Linked DNA regions of Homo sapiens: region 2 is linked to region 1. A link is a loop called in an ENCODE intact Hi-C map of the cell type or tissue named here. Cell type or tissue: natural killer cell. All regions are shown on one strand. Region 1 overlaps CRADD (CARD and death domain containing adaptor protein). Region 2 has its middle 120 kb from the start of CRADD-AS1.

Region 1 (5,000 bases):
TGCCACTTACTAACTATAAAACTTCCATTCGATCCCCCTTCTCCAAAAATCCTCTACACCAGACTATAGAGTAACCCGTGCTCTTTCACCACTATTTAGTAACTATACTTGAGATGCCAACTCCTAAGCATGTCCATCAGCCCTCCAAAACTCAGCTCTAAATAGTACATCTCACAGAAACCTTTCTGAAAACCAGGCCTCCTAATGCAAACCTATATACGTGTTTGCACATCCTCTACACGGGTGTGTGTCTTCCTCTTCATACTGGTACTTAGTTTACTGTTATTTCATGCATCTTACCCCTGCCCCTACAAATTCTAAGGGTCTGTACCTAACCAAAAATTGCTGGGCACATTGGATCTAAAACTTGCTGGCATGTGATAAAATATTGCTTATTGATGTTTGAGCTGTATCTGGAAGGTTATTTTATTAATCATTTACTGGTAAAAACTTGACAAAATTATCGATGAATGGTAAATGTGAGCACCAAATGCTCACAGGAGCATTGATCATCATTTTGGGTTTTTGTCAGTTTCTTTCTTTCATTTTTCTCAATGCACATCCACAACTGGCCAAGGTGATTTGCACCAACTACACAAACACAAGTGTGTGTATTTCAGGACAGATCAAATTCCCAAAAAACTGTGATCCATTCTTCAAGACCCTGCCTCCATAAAGCTTTCCTTATGCCCTCTCCCTCCCCACCCTAGCAGCTGGTCCCTTCCACCTTGTTGCTTCCTTGCTCCTCATTTCATTTAGTAATTATTGTGTAAATATTTGACACCTTCCTTAGGCTGTGAACATCTTGCTCATCATTGCATCCATATCACCTTGGATGATTTGTTACACATAGGAGGGGACTAAAGAAAAGCTATTTAAACACATGAGTGAGTGAGTGAAGATTAATTTTCACTCTCAGTACAAATTACTGAGAAGCTGTAGAGCCTCCAGCCCTGAGGGTATATCTACCCTAAAATACCAAACCTCTTCTTCCCCAAAGAAAACTGAAGTCTAGCTATCATGATCAGAATAACATCCTTAACCCCCCTCCCACCTCCTAACCCATCTTCACATTCCAAAAGGCAAGGGCAACCCTATGGCAGAAAACAATGATATTTTAAATAATTAAATGCAGAATAAACAGCAGCATTTGGGGAAAGTGGGTTCAAGTTCTGGTCCTGCCACTAAACAGCTGGATGATCTTGCATTGGCCACTAAATTCCTCAAGCCCTCAGGCTCCTCATCTATAAAAGAAGGGGTAAAATCTCTATCACTTCCAAGGCCCCCATCAGCTCTAATACTCTAGGAATCTATGAAGAAGAAAATTCATTTCATTTTTCTTCCTTTCATTTATTCAACAAGTATTACTATATGTTTGTGGTGAACTACATAGTGATGGACTATGTGTTTATTAAACAAATCCATTTTGGTTTTCTCTTAAGCACAAATTTCCCAGGTTCACTTGAAAGTAGCTATGGTGGCCAGAAACAGTGGCTCATGCCTGTAATCCTAGCACTTCAGGAGGCTGAGGTGGGTGGATCACTTGAGCCCAGGAGTTCAAGACCAGCCTGGGCAACAAGGTGAAACCCCATCTCTACAAAAAAAAAAAAAAAATTAGCCAGGTGGAGTGGTGCACACCTGTAGTCCCAGCTACTTGGGAGGCTGAGGAAGGAGGATCGATTGAGCCCAGGTGGTCAAGCCTGATCACACCATTGCACTAGAGCCTGGACAACCACACCACTGCACTAGAGCCTGGACAACAGAACAAGACCCTGTCTCAAAAAAAAAAAAAAAAAAAAAACTCACAAAGTAGGTATGGCTATGAGTTCTAGCCAATGTAATCTGAGTGGAAGCAATGTGCCCTACCTCCAGCCTGGCCTTCTGCACAATCCATGTTCACTCTCTCCCGTCTCCTGCCAGCCAGAGACAGATGATTCAATGAGGGTTCCAAGGCCTTAGAAAATGACAAGGCCACTAGATGAAAGATATCTGGGTCCCTGAATGTCTGCATGAAGCAAAGCCCTCCTCTTTCTTCCAGCAGGAAATAACCTGTATTAGTCTGTTTCACACTGCTGATACAGACATACCCAAGACTGGGAAGTTTACAAAAGACATTTAATGGACTTACCGTTCCATGTGGTGGGGAGGCTTCACAATCATGGCAGAAGGTGAAAGGCACACCTCACATGGCAGCAGACCAGATGAGAGCTTGTGCAGGGAAACTCCCCCTTATATAATCATCAGATCCCGTGAGACTCATTCGTCACCACCAGAACAGCACAGGAAAGGCCTGCCCCCATGATTCAACTACCTCCCACTGGGTCCCTCCCACAACATGTGGGAATTCAAGATGAGATGTGAGTGGGGACACAGTCAAACCACATCATAACCTAAGTTAAACCACTGAGATTTGGAGTTCTTTGTTACAGCAGAGAGCCTACTCTGACTTACGTAAGACATATTGCATATATACTGTCATGTTTAACCCTCTTAACAACCTGACTGGTAAATATTACTATTTATATTTTACAGATGAGGAAATTGAGTCTCAGTGAAGGGAAGTAACTTGCTCAACATCATACTGCTTCAAAGTGGCACAGGCAACATTTGAACCTATGCATCTCTAACTCCAAAGTTCATCTTCTTTATTTTTTGGGAGATGATTGCTACCAAAGCTCCTCTATACTTCCCTCCTTGCTTCTGGGTACCCTTCCCAGTTGCAAACAGTTCCTGCAGGTGCCGCTCCTACATAAATACACTTGCTACTGAGAAGCAGTGCAGGGCACGATCAGCAGGCCTAGCTAGGAAACCAGAGGCAAAGGAAGGCCAGAACCAGGCTTTGCTGTCCAGTCCAACCCTGGATCTGACTCAATCAGTCTGTGAACAGTAGAAGATAAAAGCTCCTACTAAGCCCATATCTTCAGAAATATCAATAATATGCTCTAGGAAATAATCCAGAGATGACTATACTATTTTAATTTTCCCTTAAAAGAGTCAATCTAACATCATTAAGAGTGATATTTAAATGCTAATTGAAAAAGCACTGTTCCCATATCTCTAGACAAGTATTTGCATGTTAATTAATTCTGGGGATAAGAAGACCGGCTTCCAATATGAGGTGTCAGAAGAGAGAGTTTCTTTGCAGAGGAAGATAAAAGGCTATGGCATAGACATAATTAAATTACCTGACTTCAAGAGTTCTAAAAAGAAATAAGCAATCCTTTGCAATGCAAATTCATATTGCCTCTTTTGTAAAGGGCACATTCTAATGAAAGAACCAAAATATAGATTTCCAACTTCAATACTCTTTTAATGTAGTGCCCTCATCACAGATCAAAATGGCTTTTACCAGAACAGTGGCTAACGAGCTCATAAAGACTGTCAATATGGGAGACAGAAACCTAATGCCCTAGAAGCCAATAAACCACAAACACACTCTGAACAGTCACAAAGGATGTCAACTTGATTTTTTCAAACAACAAACCATTTCTTTTTAAAAGGAGTCATGCAAATTAGTACAAACTCACAAACCACAGACTCAGAATGATGGCCATTAGGCTGAATATTTTATAAATTAGGTTACCTCAAAAGACGATAATTTAAATAAAGCATACATTCAACTTGCCACACTTACACTATATTTGTTGGCATTATAATTTCTATGGTATAACTTTCACTGTTTGCACTATTGCTTTTCATATATGATCTCATCTTAGACCTGGAAGATAAATAAGTATAAGTGCACCCACTATACAGATGAAGATATTAAGACTCAGAGAGAATATATGGTTTAATCAAGATCATGGAGGTAAAGAGCAGTGAGGTCATGTCTAGAACCCAGTTTTCTGGATCTAATTTCTATGTTCTTCCCATGCAATTATATTATCTGTCTTCTACTTCATTTAGTTGCTGATTGTCCCTACTACTAAGTTCATTATTGCTATGATATTCCTAAATGTGCAAAGGACATAAACATTCAGGGAATAATCACATTTCCAACAGGCTTAACAAGGTTTTCTTTTTGTGCTCTTCTGTAAAGTTCCACTCCAGTAACAAACGTATACTGGTTAATTCATTTATCACACAGACATATTTTGTAAATACACGTGACAAGGGGTTATATGTGGTATAGAAAGAGCAATTATTAAGTAATAGGAAAATATAAAAACACTGAGCAAAAGCCATGAAAAGGCTATTCACAAAAGAACTACAAATGGCCAGATGAAAACTAGTTCACTGTCAATAGTAATTAAAAAATTCAAATGGAAAATACAGTGAGTTATTCTCCAGGTTCACAAGAGTGGAACCTATTATAACTCTGGGAGAGAGTTTAAAATGATAGAACTCACTGGGGAATATGAAGGTGCAAGCTGTATGTTCCAGAAATTCCAGTTTCAGGAGTCAATTCCAAGGAGACAGAAAGGCACTAAAATATGTATACTTGTGAATGTTCATAATCACATTATTTACAACAATGAAACAAAACAGAAACAACCTAGGTTTACAACACAAGGAGATTAATTAATAAATTTTTATGTTAACCAAAAAATATTCTATAGCCATTGGAAAGAATTATGTTGAAGATAAATAACTAAAACATAAAACTTTCAATGAATTATAGAAAACACAAATAAATGGAAAGATACTCTATGTACAAAGAGGAAGATTCAATATTGCAAAGACATCAATTCTCTTAGAGATTTGATTGTAAAAGCAATTGATCTATAGATTTAAAACAATCTCATTAAAAATCTCTGCAAATCTGAGTGTGTCTCTGTGTGTATTTGTGGAAATTGACAAGCTGTTCTAAGCTGTTCTAATCTTTTCATTTGGAAATGTGAAGGATCAAGAATAACCAAGAATCTCCAGGAACTGGTGAAAAGAAGAAGATGTAGTCCTCAGTCTACTAAGCTACAGTAATCAAAGTATGTGTTATTAGCTCAAGGGAAATACACCAGTGGAAGAGAATAAGGAGTCCACAGCTGGACCCATTCATATAT
Region 2 (5,000 bases), 81 kb before region 1:
AAATTGCTCTGAGATCACATTTTGGAGGCATATTTATCTTGCATATCCATGGCAAGGAGAGCCATTTGTCAAACTGGATGTAAAATAAATTAAATGGGATTCTGCTGCCCATACACATTAAGGCCTCCCAAAGAGACCAACATGCTAACTTGGGCAGGACTTACAAAAGCTCAGTTGAAGTATTACCTCCTCTGTGGCCAACTTAATTGCTCCCTCTGTGCTTGCCATAGTTGCTGGTGGTTATAGCTGTCTCCCCAGCAGGCTGAGATCCTGAGAGCAGAGACTATGGCTTATTCATCTTTGTATCTCTGGTAACTTGCATAGTGTTTTGTAATCAGCAAGAATTTGCTCAAAGACTGTAGTTATTCATTTAATGGTAGACAACTGTTAGATCAGAATCCACCCCAACTCTGAGTATGCTCTGAAGTGTGCCACAGTTCATAGCCACTTATCTTTAGAGTCCTGATAAAGATATTGAGGGACTATGCAGTTTCTATTTCTATACCACAAACATCTGCAGGAGGTGATTCTACCCTCACACTTCTCAGAGCCCTGGGAGGGTGAAGAAGATTAGAAAAACTGGGCCGGGCGCAGTGGCTCACGCCTGTAATCCCAGCACTTTGGGAGGCTGAGGCAGGTGGATCACGAGGTCAAGAGATTGAGACCATCCTGGCCAGTATGGCGAAACCCCGTCTCTACTACAAATGCAAAAATTAGCTGGGCGTGGTGGCACCCACCTGTAGTCGGGAGGCTGAGGCAGGAGAATCGCTTGAACCAGGGAGGTGGAGATTGCAGTGAGCCAAGATCATGCCACAGCACTCCAGCCTGGCGACAGAGCAAGACTCCGTCTCAAAAAAGAAAAAGAAAAAGAAAAACTCTGATAGCCAAAAGAATTCAACTCAATGGTTTAACAAAACATCTTTGCCAGGCACTGTTCTAAGCATGTTATACCTTTCATCTCATGGAATCCTCACTGTGACCATAGGTGGGTACTGTTATTTGTTTGCATTTTACATGTGGGGAAACTGGCACCCAGAGGTGGAGTAACTTGCCCAAGTGACAGAGCCTTAGATACAGTGTTATTATTTCCCATACCTCTCACTTCCCAAGAAGCCAGGCAAATGGATCATTTCTCCTCTGCATTCCCATAGACTCGATACTCAGGCGCAGGCCTGATTGCATTGTGTTGTAATTAGAGCTTCATGTCTGTCTCATTGGTCAAACAGTGAGTTCCTGGAGAAGAGGAACTGTGTATTTATTAGTAATCTTTTCGCCTCCCTGCTTAGCGGAGTGACTGGTGTGCAGTAGCCTCTGCTTGAGAGTTTGCTGAATAGCTGAATGAGGTGAGGCTCTGTCCAAAGCTGCCACACCTGGAGAACTCCCCAGAGAAAGGGATGAAGACAGATTCATCCTGCTGCCTCAGGCCTGTGTGTGTGTGTGTCTGTGTGTCCAACAGCAACTTTCACAGTGGGCCACGGAAGTTAATTTTTTTTTTAAGACGGAGTTTTGCTGTCTCCGAGACTCGAGTGAAGTGGCGCGATCTTGGCTCGCTGCAACCTCCATCTCCTGGGTTCAAGCAATTCTCCTGCCTCAGCCTCCCGAGTAGCTGAAATTACAGGCACTGGCCATCACATCTGGTTAATTTTTATATTTTTAGTAGAGACGGGGTTTCACAATGTTCCCCAGGCTGGTCTCGAACTCCTGGAGCTCAAGTGATCCGCCCGCCTCAGCCTCCCAAAGCGCTGGGATTATAGGCGTGAGCCACCACATCCATCCCTAAAATATTTTTTAAAAGTTTTTAAAAAGTATTAAAAAGTCAAAATAGTTTTTAAAAATATGTTATTAATACTTTAAGCCCGGCGATTCCACTTCTAGGAGATTATGCTAAGCATCATCATGGCTGTATGTCTGGAGGCCATAAACGTATGTGGCTGAGCAGGTAGTGAGCAGGTGGAAGGAGCTGGGCAAAGGATGTGCATTCTGTGGGGTGGGGGATGGGAAGGACCATGGCATGCTAGGAAAGGCTTGCCTGTTACTGTGATTCAAGGACAGGGATCCAGAGTAGCCAAAGATTGTTTTTCAATAGGGCCCAGAAATCTCAATTTAAAAATATTGGCTGTGGTGGATTGCACGAAACGGACCCAAATTATTCCGCTCCTCTCTCCATGCCTTTTGGTAGAGCCCTCCCGCACTGACTCTGAGCTGGCACATGACTGGCTTTGGCCAGAAATGTCAGCAAAAGGGATGCAAACAGAGGCTTGAAAGGTGTTTCCACATGGCGGCTTGCCTTCTTGCTGTCTGGGGAACCCCTGCCACTACTACCAAGTAAAGAAGGCAGGGTAACCTGACAGATAAAAGGCGTGTGACCTAGACACAAACGACCCATTGCCCCAGGAAATAGCCTACTACTTTCCAGACACATGAGTGAGGCCGCCCTAGAGCATCCTGCCTCAGCCAACCCACCAGCTGACCACAGATACACGAGAGAGCCCAGCAGAAATCAGCTGAGCTGGCCCAGATCGGAAGAGCAAGCCCAGCCAGCTCACAGAATTGTGGGCTAAATTTTAAGCCAATACATTTGTTGTTTTAAGCCATTACATCTTGGGGGTAGTTTGCTATATAAAAAAGCTAATTGAGAACAAAATTAAAATATGTTTGGCGCTAAACAAACCAGGGATCCAGTTCATTGTAACATATGATGAATGTAAAGATTTAACCACAAACACTCCCTTCCTTGCATCACTGTTTATAACAATGAAAAGGCAAAACCGACCTAAAGATCCACGCAGGGAAGTGGTTAAGACATGACGGCGCATCCACACACTGGAAAGCTGTGCATCATTGAAAATGACGGCAGCGAATAGTGGCAACACGTAGACTATCAACCCTTCATAAGCGTGCCATCACATTTGGATCAACAGGTAAAATTCATTTGCCCTCCCAGAACACGTACTCTTGTGGAAATGGAACACGAAGCTGATTGGATCATCAGGCAGTGTAGAGGCCATCTTGCTGTTAGGAAGAGATAAAATCTCAGAATAAAGCCCAGACTGTGCTAAACTTTGCTTTTTGAGGATATAAGAGTGCATAGAGGGGAGCCGTAAACAGCTCTACTGCTTGGAACATGGTTCCAAACGGGGATGGAGCAAAAAGTGGGACAATGGTTTTGAGAGTGAAAGACATTGCTATACTTATTGTCATCTTTTTAGTAGCTAAGTGTCCTTTTATCTCTTCAAACATGCCACAAAAATTATAGGACTCGAAAGTGTGTTGTGAACACAAAGGATATTGAAATCATTGGCACAGAGAAATAATGACACAGAAAGACAGTTTGATGTTATATAAAAGATGCCACTTGTAAAGCAGCAGGTACAATATAATCCCATTCTTGTAATAAAATTGAAAACTTAATTTAGTTAATTTTAAGCCATGAATATAAAGATCATTTGGAGTATGCCATTGAGGAATATTAAAAAGATGCATCATTTTAATTACACAGTTTAGTCTCTCTAAATAGTCCCACATCGACAAAAAAAAATAAGTGTATTATCAGTTGGAAAATATAACACTTTTTATAAGGAAATGCAGAGAAAATCCTATTCTTTTTATGAAAAGGATATGCAGGCAGAGAAAACTAATTGGAGGACAGGGATAAAAATTGGGATGTACAGTGCTTAGATGGGAGTAGGGGTAATTCTTATTTTTCTTCATCTTATTGTGTTTTTTTTCAAACTGCCATAATAAACATGTACTTCATGTTGAAAAAATTAATAAAAGTTATAGTTTTAAAAACATGAAGGGCCACACTCATGCATGCATATGCACACACACACACACACACACACACACACTCCAACCCAACCCAAAGTGGTGCAAGACTATATATTCATATACTTTCTGTCAGTGCCGGCAAATGCTCTTGCCACCTCGCTGCATTCATTCAGTTTTCTTGGGGATAAACAGTCTCTGAAATTGTAGAATCTTCTCCCATACAAACACAGGAAATCCCTGCAGGCTCTTCACCTCCCCAGTTCTGTTAGGAGGTAGGCAGCTGCTATGTAGCATTATTCTTCATGGCCAGAGGTAGTACCAAGATAGGGATTCAGCTGCTCTGTTCTTCCACTCTGCAAATCTTCTGCAAGCACGTGAGCAGGCCAGGGAGGGGCTGCCGCCATTTGGTGGTGAAGACACTCTGCTTGTGAAGGGCAACAAGTCAGAGGTCTCTAAGGGCCCCCTCGGCCCTGTCTGTCTGGCCCATCGTGGGCTTGTTCTTCACTAATTGTCTCTCACTGCTGACAGAGCCCACGAGTGTCTTTATGCGTGACAGATTCCTTGCAAATGGTGAATGGCGGAAAGATGACCCAGCTAATCATCAGACCTGCTTCTAAAATGCCATCTAGTCAGACGCAGCAGAGCCCAGCTCTACTCACTCATCCATGAATGTGACTCTGAGCTGTGAGAACAAAAGCCAAAGCAACTCTCTATTAGGAAACCCAGGGGGAAGACAGCAATGTAATAAGTCCCAGGTTCAAAATGACAAGTGATTCACTGAAGATGCCACAGCAGTACAGTCTATCACTGGGCACAGTGATATGGCCAAAAGCATGAGAATTTTATAAGATAATGAATTATTGGCTGGGCTACAAAATGAAAAATTTGAACTGATAAGGCCAGTAGACTATCCTTTTGAACCGAATTCACTGGAAGAATAAACTGTGGCATAGCAGCTCTTTTTTAGTAACAGGAATATGGTTACAAGATGCCTGAAAGGATGTTATCCACACACTATTGTCATCTTTTTAAGTACCCACTTCGTGCTCAATTCTACCATTCCATAAATTTATTCTTGGAATGGAGAGAAATAAAAAACATGATTTTTTTCTCCCTTTTGAAAAATCCTGAGTTATGTTAGAATTAGGAAACAGATTCCGTAATTATTAAGAAGGATAGATCACAGACTGGCCCCATTGTAAAGTTTATAAAATCAAATCCCATTTTAA

Evidence for each region. Hi-C counts contacts between places; a loop is a spot of excess contacts. Peaks named below come from ENCODE experiments on the same cell type or tissue, not always from the same donor. Only the 100,000 strongest peaks of a DNase experiment are listed, where the experiment ranks them.
Region 2: it touches region 1 in a loop (6-fold over the local background); 3 of 110 quality-filtered maps call a loop at or near these places.

The regions. Positions count from the first base shown.
Region 1 is chr12:93,770,615-93,775,614 of GRCh38, reverse strand. All of the region lies in intron 2 of CRADD (CARD and death domain containing adaptor protein), which reads right to left. Among named protein-coding and RNA genes, the nearest start is that of CRADD-AS1, 35 kb to the right of the region's middle. In natural killer cell, no CTCF peak of the experiment used is centred here; DNase peaks (open chromatin) are centred at 2,274 and 3,394; H3K27ac peaks cover 1,334 bases.
Region 2 is chr12:93,851,688-93,856,687 of GRCh38, reverse strand. It overlaps a transcript of CRADD not described here. Among named protein-coding and RNA genes, the nearest start is that of CRADD-AS1, 120 kb to the right of the region's middle. In natural killer cell, no CTCF peak of the experiment used is centred here; a DNase peak (open chromatin) is centred at 2,427.